2 separate regions of the Homo sapiens genome follow, and region 1 is linked to region 2. A link is a loop called in an ENCODE intact Hi-C map of the cell type or tissue named here. Cell type or tissue: psoas muscle. All regions are shown on one strand. Each heading gives the region's core, and the rest is flanking DNA. Links, peaks and the distances in the headings are about the cores only.

Region 1 (5,387 bases), core at 74-5,073, 56 kb after region 2:
AGCCAAGGGTAGGCGGGCTCAGTAAAGAAAAGCCCAAATCTCTCTTCAGCTGTAAGTTGGCCCTTCACTGGGCTGCACTGACCAGACCTGAACCTGACTATGTCATCATGACTGATGCCAATGGGTTCATATGACCATTGCCATTGGTCACCGTATTAGATATGGTGACATCACTTTACACACTTCTGAGTCTTTCCAGGCAACTTGTATGTAGTGTGCAGTCTGAAGCAATGTCTAATCTCTCAGAAGAAGTTCTCAAAGGAATGTTTCCAAAAGGACCATTTTTTTCCGATATATTGAAAAATAAAGGCTCACCTAAAAATAATTAAACTCGACTTAATATTATTGCTGTTCTGTATGTCATAATTAAACAAGCATGAAAGAAATCTTAATAGGATTGCAATCGGGTCTTTGTGTTCCTGAATGTTGTATCAGAGTCTTAGTGGAAACCAGGTTTAAGGTGGCTCAGAGGAACTGTCCTTTGTTTTCAGGAAAAGTGAAACTCAATCAAGACTGAATTCTGTGGCTACCAAACCCAGCTGCTATTCCCAAATCCTGTCCAAATCCTCTCTACCTTTCAAAGCCTGGCTTGATCGCACTTCTTCCACTAGATCGTAGGGAAGACCCCCTCCCCTGAGTCTTCTTGGTTTGAATACTCCCATCTAGAACATAACTATTCAATGCTGTTTGCTACTCCCTCTTAGCTTGTGGAATTTAGAATAACCTCCCAATCTATTATCAGTGAATCCTTCCACGTGAGAACTGTCTTCCTTTGGTTAATAACCCCAGCATCTACCTCAGAGTCAGGTGAATAATAGCTACTCTTTAAAACTATGATAAACTGTTGGTTTGTCATAGGGAAAGTCACATTTTTAAAAAGTTAAGTTGAAGGTTTATAAGCTGATTCTTCATCAGGTTCCTTTCATAAGTAAGTTAAGATCCTTCTATGAGGTTAAAATATGATTCAGTTTAGAAAAATTCAGTGAATATGCATCTGTTACATAAAGCTAAGTATTCTATGAAACTGAGGTGGCATGAGAGAGTTGGTGCAAAGCTGCTCCTGTGACTGTGGCTGCCTGACAGTGGCCTGAGAAAAGATAGTAAATATCTGAACTACAGAGGAAGCTCCTTCTCTGCCCATCCTCACCCTACAGCCATCCATGACAACATCCATGTTAGCTTGATCACTGTTCTGCCATAAAAGAAATCCCTGGTGTTATTCAACACCATTTTGTGCTCCAAAAGCTGCCATATGATGAGGAATCCTTAGCCTTGTTATTCTACAACGCACAAAGGAGAACACTGCTGACATTGAAGACATCCATTCCCACTCCCTCACTCATTCACCAAGCTGACCTTCAACGTGGCTTCCCATGATCCACCACGTACAGGGGCTCCATAGAGCCCTCACAACTAAACTGGACCCCTCCTAGGATGTTGGGCTTCTTGATAATGGTGTAAAGAAAACTTGCCAGAGTGGCTCCCTGCCTGGAAAGCCACCTCAGATAGTGAGAGGGAGGGCTACCTGCTGGGGACAGGGGGAAGTGGGAGGGTTCCTCCAACAGAAGGGACCCTGTGCTGGATCAGGCACAAGAAACTAGCAATGTGAATCAGAGCAAGGCCCCACTACCTTGGGAGTCCCTGAGACTAGATGAGATGCCAGGTCTGACTCTGCCAAGATGGAGTGCCTATGAGCAAAATAGTTTTACTTCTCTGAAACCCAATTTTCTCACTGGTACCAAAAGGAAAGAAAAGAAAAAAAAAAAGGAAAAGAAAAGAAAGGAAAAGAGAGAGAGATAAAGAAAGATAAGGTGACTTTGAAAAAATCTTCCAAGTCTTTGATTCTGTCCGTGGGTACCTGTCAAGTGTGAGGCCCTGTGATAGGCACCATGGAAAATACAAAATATGATACATTTCTCATGAATCTAAAATTATGCTCTAGTGGAAAAAAGAAGAAAGTTAACTCCATCACTGAGTCTCTATTATTCAGGATTCTGTACACACACAAACCCATAAATATTAGGCATTACACAACACACATGAAAAATGAGAAGAGTTAGTAATTCTTATACTTGTGCAGAAAAAGGGATAGATTCCTATTAAATAGTGGTCTCTGAGGAAAGTTTCGTAGACAAAGAAATATGTGTCCATCTTGAAAGATAAGCAGAATGATTTCCAGATTTTCAGACGATATTTCTTATTCTCCTGAGAGATCAGAAGGATAGGAAAAATTCCACTGGATCAGGGTTCCTCAGTATGGAATGGGCATTGTGTGTGTGTGGGTGCATGTGTATGTGTGTGTAAGAGAGAGATGGGGGACCCTGGGATCAAATAAGTTCGGAAAAGTAGATTAAACAAAGGTAATTTTGTTTTCATTGCAGGTCTCCTCAAGGATGCTAATAAACATACGTGTGTTGAGACTAAGAGAGGTTACGTTTGCAGTGACTCCAACTATGGGTCACAGAGTCCTTTCTTCTTACAGCTGCTCAAGTGATTGGGGTTCTGAGAAATCCTCTCTGGGAAACGGTGTACCAAAGATAATGTAAACTCCATGAGGTCAGGGACTAGTCTAGTTCACCACTGTATCTCCAGCACCTGGCATGGCATCAGATACACGGGAAGGATATAATGAAATATAATAAAAGAAAAGTTTGCCAAATGACTCAATGAATAACTATTGAATTTTAAGTGGAAAAACTGGCATTCAAAATGACATGGAGATGAGAATACACCCAGAAGCAAGGTATCACCTCTCCATGATGTCACCCTCAGGGTCTGGGTTCCACATAAGCCACAGCTAGGAGTTTCAGGTGATGTCTGTCTTTGCCTTCTCAAGAAGCAAAATACTACAAACATCCATAATGATCCTAAAAGACTTTAACTCCTCCCAACCCCTCAAAAAGGATAACAAAATTAGAGCTTCATGAAGAACATTGCTGTTTCTTTACTAAAAACAGGTAACAAATTAGTTAATAATACTCGAGTCAGACTCTACCATGGAGTTATGGATTATCTTTGTTTCTTTACTGCCACCTTCTGGTTCCCAGACACCTATGCGGTAAATTAAAAATGCTGCCTTATATTTGTGTTTCACTATGAAATTTTAAGCATTTGTTCACATCCTTTATTTCAGATGACATTACACAGATTAGAAGAGATTAAGGTGGCCTTTACTCTTTTTCATATGACATGAAAATAACTTAGAAGTTAAGTGATTTGATTAGTGATAGAAAGTTAGGAGCAGAGCAAGGACTAACCACACTTGTTGGTTTTTCCAATGAGCAAACAGTGAGTTTAGCCATTTGGCTTTGTCCAACTCTGGCTGCAAAGAATTCTACAGCTCTCTCATCCCTTCACAAGCACAACCTTGAATGGAAAATCCTGTGCCCTAAAAAAGAAGATGCTGTTCAAATACATCCTGATCTTTTCAAGGGTAAAACCCATCCCACTTTACAAAGTCTTTGAGAGAACAATGTAGAGGGTCTAAAATTGGTATTTTATCTGATAGTCAAGATGCCCCAACATGGCAGCCAGCCAGCTTCTTCCTAACATACCTTGGTCTGGAAGCAGCAGTAGAGTTGGGTAAGGTACGGGTGTTTCCGTGCCAGAGCCAAAATCCTCTTCTCTGTCATTGTGCAGTCCACGTCATCATCCTGAAGGATGACGTCCTTCTTTAAGACCTTCACAGCATATACTTCATCTTTGCCCTTGAGTTCTGCCAACATGACCTGCAATCAATCAATTGCCTCCATCAATCTATGCATGTATGGAATAAAAAGAAGAAGTGTAAGCTAATACCAAATACTTCAAAAACGAATTCTGTTTTTTCTTTAATTTTAAATATTATAACAAGCCTGGTGTGGTGGCATGCACCCAAGATACTTGGGAGGCTGAGGTAGAAGGATCATTTGAGCCCAGGAGTTACAGATCAGCATGGGCAACATAGCAAGACCCCCTCTCAAGATGTATACATAATGTTTAAGAAAACTTCCTATTCTACAATTACTACCGTTCTACAGTTACTACATTCTAATAGTTACTACAATTTATTTATTTTTGATCTCTGGCACAATGCCCAGGCATAGAAAAGAGAAGTTCAATGCACATCTGTTGAATGGTTATTCATATGTTTATATGTGTTTGTCATACTTACAATTACAGTACACCAACTATTTTTACAGTTACAGTACAGTAAAATAATGTAACTATTTTTAACTGAACATTATCTTACAGACATTCTCCATATGGTCTCCATTATTATCACGGTTGCTTATACTCAATTCAAGTAAATATAATTTATTTAACCATTTCCCTCAAATTAGGCACTTCAGTTATATCTAATCATTAAGTATTATATAAGTTGCATTGAGTATTTTTGTACACAATTAAAACAATTTCTCTTGGATTACATTTGTAAGATGGAAACCCTCATAAGTAGATTAAAGGGTGAAGCATTTTGCACATTTCCTATTTTCAGAAAGGATGTGTGATACAATGTGCCACTAGCAATGTAGAAGTGTTGGAGTTTCATGGTGACTTACCAATACTGAGTAGTTTCACTTAAAAAGTATTTTTGCTCACTTAATAGGTGTGAAATGTTACCTTGATGCTATTTTTACTTAAAATGAAACTTTAAAATTAACTGTTTTCTGACTGTATTTCTTTTCGTGTAAATTATTCACGTCTCCTTTGTCTAATTATGCTGCTATCATATTAATTTCTTACAAATTTATACACATGTGATATATAAAGATACTAACCCTTTACTTTCTGTAAAAGGTTTTCTAAGCCTGTTTTATAATTTTCTGTTATTTTATTCTATTGAAAAGAATCATGTATCTTTATGTAGTTGAATCTGTCCTTGTTTGCCTTTATGGTTTCTTTTATAACTCTGAAGCTGGAAACGTGATTCCTTTTCAAGAGAGCTAATTAACAGTTCTATGTTCTTAAAGTGTTCCTATCATTTGATATTTTTGCACTCATTTACCTACAAACGTCACAAGCCTTTCTCTTCTTAAATAAGTAACTCCTAAGTACAGTATTCCAATGTAAGTCATCAAAGCTAAAAAGCAGCCATCAGAAACTTAATGAGGGAATTCATGATGTTAACCTGAAGACTTTTTGTCGCCCGCGTATTTTACAGACTCTTTAAAACTGGCTCAAACTTTGGCTGTGATTTTTCCTAAGAGATAACCTAAATGCTCCAAAGTCATCTAAGTTCCCATTCTGCCTACACTATATGAAAACCTAGAATCTCGGAGTCTTGCTCAAAATTAGACCACATCCTGTTCAGGTCCCAGAGTTATGCCTAACCAGAGGACCTCTTTTTATTTAGTCAGTCTCTAAAGAATGTAATTGCTTCAGCTTTTGCCATTTAAGTAAACCCC
Region 2 (5,387 bases), core at 336-5,335:
GTTGGCCAGGATGGTCTTGATCTCCTGACCTCGTGATCCACCCTCCTTGGCCTCCACAAGTGCTGGGATTACAGGCATGCGCCACCGCGCCCAGCCATAAAATGCCATTTTTTTATACATCAAAAATGAAGGTGCTTGAGGCTAACATTCAAAAATGTGTATTGAGGGTCCACACAGGAAGCCTGTGCTCTGGTTATATTTATAGAGGTGGTCTCAAGTCTCTAGAACACAAAGTCTCTGCTACCTCGTGAAGGAACACAACAGTTCTCCCTGTGACCAAAGGACCCTTGCCTTCTTTAGAGTCAACCTAGAGTCCAGGTGAATACAATGTCATGTCTTTCATACAGTGGGCTGCTTTGTAGCAAACTCCACCATCTGGACGTCACTGTAAATCAGTAAGAGAGAAGAGGTCCTCTGAGCAGGAAAAGAAACACTAGCACCAGGACCCACGTGCTACTCAACAGCAGAAGTGAACACCATGTGTGAATCTGTCGGCTAGGTACCACTTTGTGGTTCTATCAGTAAAATTCAGGTTAGGATTTCAACCTTAAGAAAATTCCATTCTTCCCAGCTTAGGAAATAAGGGAATAGGTGACCGCTAGAATTGCCCCAAAATTGCCAATCTGGAACTATTTAAAGCAGGAATAGCAATCCTAACATCTTATAGCCCTTCTTATAGCCAACTGTTACACCAAAGTTGCCAAGAAAAACTAAAATAAGATTCAAAAATCTTTTTACCAAGACTTTAAAATTTGTGCTAATTTTATTATAACAGTGATGCTATTGCTATGAATGATTATGCAATGATTTAGTTTGGAAATTTTTTCCATCAAAGTGGTATACTGATTTATAAGGGCCCATATAAACTGTGTAACATGGAAACCTGAATTTCCTGATAAGTGCTAGATAAATGAATGGAATCAAAATACAGGAAACTGATTTTTTAAATGGTTAGAAAACATATGAATGACTTTTATGTTCTAAACTCTAAGTACCCTATAGTTGTTCTTATTGTTGATTGGAGTATTTTTTTTTGCAAAGTATATACTTTAAAAAATCCTTACTTACAGAAACATATTTTAGACGCATACCATATCAGAATCCAGAAAAGGCCTACTGACAGCCTTCAGAAACCACTTCAGAGAACAGTCATGTAATTTCAACTTCAATAGTTAGTGACTGGCAATTTGGAGATATTTCACTTTCCAGGTGGTGAGCAACAGGTAAGTGAGAATACAGCAGAGGCTACCACGTAAAAGAAAGTCTCTGAAATGCCCTGGTCTGTCTGCTCACTAGAAGACATGCCACTTCTCCTCTTCAAAGCATCTTCAATGATTCTTCAAAGCATCTCCATTGTCATTTGGAACCAAGCCCCAGTTCTAAGCAGCAGTGCTTTCCACACTTGAGCATGCAGAAGAATCAACTGGACAGTTTTTATAGCATAATTCCTGGACTCCACACCCAAATATTCTGATTCTGCAGGTCTAAGTTGGGACCGGAAATCCTGCATTTCTAAGAGGCTCCCAGGTAATGCAATGCTGCTAGTCTAGGGATCACCCTTGGAGTCACAAGGACCACAGCTCCTGTCGTCTGGTGGTAATCTAAATTTCAATCTGGTATCTCACAAGTCCCTACTTGAGCTGATCTCTTTTAATATCACAACCACTTCTTGCTCTTGGTTACTTCTGAGGCATTTGGGCAACTGCTCCAAGTCTCTCCCGTCTACATGCCAGGCATTTCCTATCCTCCTGCTCATTGGTGATGCCTTTGCAAATGAAGACAGCCCTTGGAGAATTCTTCTGCTTCTGAATTCACGGCAATCCTTAAACTACACATCTGATGATTGATCTTATTCTGTATGTGACAACCTTCTACCATTGCCTTATATTGTTACATCAGAGAGAGTTTTTTAAAGTTGGTATTATTTTTCTACCCTTCTTCAACTGGTCTTTCTCAGTCCTCATGAGTAGGAATTATACCTTGCACCTAATGGTACACCAATAAATAATGACTGATTAATTAGATATATCAATTAATATATTTAATATCATTTTGGTTCTGCTCTGCTATGATTGTCTGAACTACCAAGGTGGGTGAGCACCATTACTCTAGAAAACCTAATTCAACACTGTTTTATTGTCTTGTTTCCCAGGGCAGCTCCTGAAGTCTCTTTCTGAATCCTTTACTGGACCTAACAGAGTAGGCATGCTCGTAAGTTAGATAGCCTATGACTCAAGTGGCTCACCAAAATAGATTATTTTTTTCATCCTGGATACAGACCAGCTAAGGTTTATACTAATTCATGACCCTCTGTTAAGAATCTCAAAGGGAGATTCTACCCACTGATAATGTAAAAGTGCAGACAAACCCCCAGTCTCTCTCTGAACAATGAAAACGAAAGATGTTTCCATTGCCTTCTGACTAATCCCTTCGCGAGTGATATAATCAGTAAGCCAGTAAGGAAACCCTGCCTTCAACGAGAGTATGATGTAAAAAATGTGCATTCTCTTGCAATACTGACCCATGAACAATCTAATGCCAGGAAACCCACAACAAATGCCTGGAATACCGGCATTCCAGATTCACATGACTTTTACTGTACCCCTACCTTGCGTTATATTCTTGGTCTGTAGCGTTAGGAGAGTTAGCTAAGTAGTTATTACCAAGTTGTCTAGCTTGATAAGGATGGGCAAGCCCTCCACTGTAGACCCCCAGGCTCTGCTTTAAACTAACGGGAAGTTTTATGCGTTAATTTCATGAATGCCATTCAATGTTCAGCAGATACATTGTGAGCATCTACTAGATGCAAGCAGCGTTCCTGCAACACATAAAGTGCTCATTCTTCTTTTGCTCAGAACTCTAAGATGTGTCCACCCTTGAAATTACACATGGTGTTTCATTTTGCACCACGTAGGCTGGGCCCAAACCTGAATACGCACCAAACATGTGGAAGAGACGAGAAAGACTGCAGGGAGCAAAGGCCAGGCCACAGCATAAAACTCACTGCCTTCGGCTAACAGGTACTCCTGTCACCTCTGCCTTCCAGGTAGCGCCAAAACTGCCTCTCAGATGTCACCTCAGGCTGTTTATTGTGACTCTGAACCACTACTTTAAGTACCATTCTTTTCCTATTAATCCAAACTGTTTAAATAAAATTATTTTGATGGATGAAGACTCAGTATATATAATGCACGTCATTCATTTGGCACTTGTTCAAATAGGATATGGTGATATCTTGTATAGGACCAGGCTGAACATTTATCTGTAGAAAGGAATGCATTGCTTGGCCAATTAATAGCCAATGCAAAGGTAGATAATGTTTTAAATAATTTAAGAATAGAAAGAAATTTTTGGCACAGCAGTAACAACTACCTATTTAGCAAATGTGCTGGTTAAAATGATCCTTATCTTTTTATCATGTCAGGCTCTTCAGAACTTCTACCTGACAACAATTTTATTAGCCGTTCTAGTTCCTGTCCATGCACAGAAGTAATACAATGTCATCACTTTGAACATATTCCATATTACTCAGATTAACCACCAGTTCAAATGGTTCAAATGAGTTTCCTTTACCACGTATCTATGGAGAAGATAAAACTCTGCCAACTTAGTTAAAAAAGAAGCAATGATAAGAATCATTCTTTGGGGTTGACTTCCCACCACCCCAAAGACACAGCTCACCACAGAACTAACTCTTCTCCTCCTGTCTGTGAAGCCCAGGACATAGTTCCCACGTACTTATAACCAAGGGTCAGCCAGTGACAACAGTTGCCTGTAGCCTAAGAGCACAGCGAGAAACTTCTGTCCTGCTCTGATCATCTAAATGGAAAATTTACGAGATATACAGACAAATCAGTTCACAGACTATGCCCCAAGCACTAGAAATAACTTATTTCTACAATGTATTTGTACAAAATGTTCTGGATAATATAAAGTTGTTAAATGAATATAAGTCTAGGATTCCTAATTGGAGTGGATCGTTCCCTGCCCTCTTCCCCTGGAGATGGGAAAATCAAAAAGCAACAGACAGCCTTAGCCAATTCAACCTCTACCTATCTATTTTCATTCATAAATTCGGAGGGAAAGAAAGGAAGGAAAGAAAGTGAGGTCTCAAAAAAATGAAGTGAGGTAGGTGACTCATTACTTCAACATTTTCTTGGGGGTAACTTTAGCCAAGCCAGTGCTCAAGTAGGTGTATAGGCAGAAATAGGGGGAAAAACAGATACATCAAAACAAAGGAAGTTTATAAATGCTTCCCCTTCACCTGATATTGTACAGGGCCATCTCACCACGCTACAGCCCCTGCAACCCCTCACCACTTCTGTGTCTTTCCTCTAGGTCACAGCCTGCTGCTCCACACTCTGTCATGGGAGATGCCAAGGTTAAAATGACAGTTGGACTGTCAGCATCCAGCTTTTTGGAACGTCTGTTAAATAGTCTTGACGGATGCTGGATCTTTGCAAATGGGTGGTCGGGGACCAATACAGTCTCAGAAGAGGTATTTAAGACAAATTAAACAGCAGTGTTCCCCTGGCCCCATGGGCAAGAGGCAAGAGTGGGTTAGCTTCCCAAGAGACCGTGCCATCAGCTAAAGCATGAATCAACTGATCCATTCTATTTTTTAAACGTTTGCAAACACTTTCCTGGGATCAGTACCATGGCTCAAAGCACCTGTGATCATTTATGGCTTGGAAATATAATAAAGATATTTTAGGATAATTTTTTAATTGGAAAATATTTAAATTCCTTTTTGCCATATGTTTCTGACCTCCAGTGACCTCAGATCTTGATTAGGAAGATAAAGCAAAGACCAACCAGAAGTATGTAATTTTAGAACAGGAAAGTCGATCTGAAAAGTAATTTCTCTAAATTTAGTTACAGTAGCTCTTATCTGAACTGTGGTCCTTACACACCAATAACTTTTGGCTATTCAGATGAGAAGAACAACAAATTTTTTACCAAAATTGTTGTGTTCTTTTTCTGACTCAAGCTTAACCGGACAAATGAGAAGATGGAAGGGCTACTGGTGGAGTCAGAGAAATTCTTTACGTGAAATGACGTCTGCTTTTACTTGTTGGGAAACAGATTATTTTAAGAGAATATTAGAAACTATGACAAACCCCAAAACTGTTTCCCGTCAGAATTCTTGGAGGAATTGCTTAGTTTACCCACAGACACACTCCCTGGCCCCTGAATACTAGATAAACAGCATTCTTTCAAGATACAGGTCTTGAACAGTCATTTTCCCCTTTTCTCTTAATAGCAGGCTTTTAGGTTTAAACTATCCAGAAATTACATTACCACCCATGTCTCCTCCTCCTTTACCTGTTTGCAGAAAAGAAGCTTGGTAAATTATTATCGTATAATCTGTGATGCCAGCGCTGAAG

Evidence for each region. A loop is a pair of places that touch in the nucleus more often than their neighbours do. Peaks named below come from ENCODE experiments on the same cell type or tissue, not always from the same donor. Only the 100,000 strongest peaks of a DNase experiment are listed, where the experiment ranks them.
Region 1: it touches region 2 in a loop (2.2-fold over the local background); 24 of 110 quality-filtered maps call a loop at or near these places.

What each region holds. Positions count from the first base shown.
Region 1 is chr2:46,008,685-46,014,071 of GRCh38, reverse strand. It overlaps PRKCE (protein kinase C epsilon), which reads right to left. Exons shown (of 15, transcript NM_005400.3): 10 at 3,555-3,728. Among named protein-coding and RNA genes, the nearest start is that of EPAS1, 290 kb to the left of the region's middle. In psoas muscle, for the core only: a CTCF peak has its summit at 3,036 (motif pointing left); no DNase peak of the experiment used is centred there.
Region 2 is chr2:46,065,071-46,070,457 of GRCh38, reverse strand. All of the region lies in intron 10 of PRKCE (protein kinase C epsilon), which reads right to left. Among named protein-coding and RNA genes, the nearest start is that of EPAS1, 230 kb to the left of the region's middle. RefSeq lists an enhancer at 1,945-3,144. In psoas muscle, for the core only: no CTCF peak of the experiment used is centred there; no DNase peak of the experiment used is centred there; H3K27ac peaks cover 694 bases.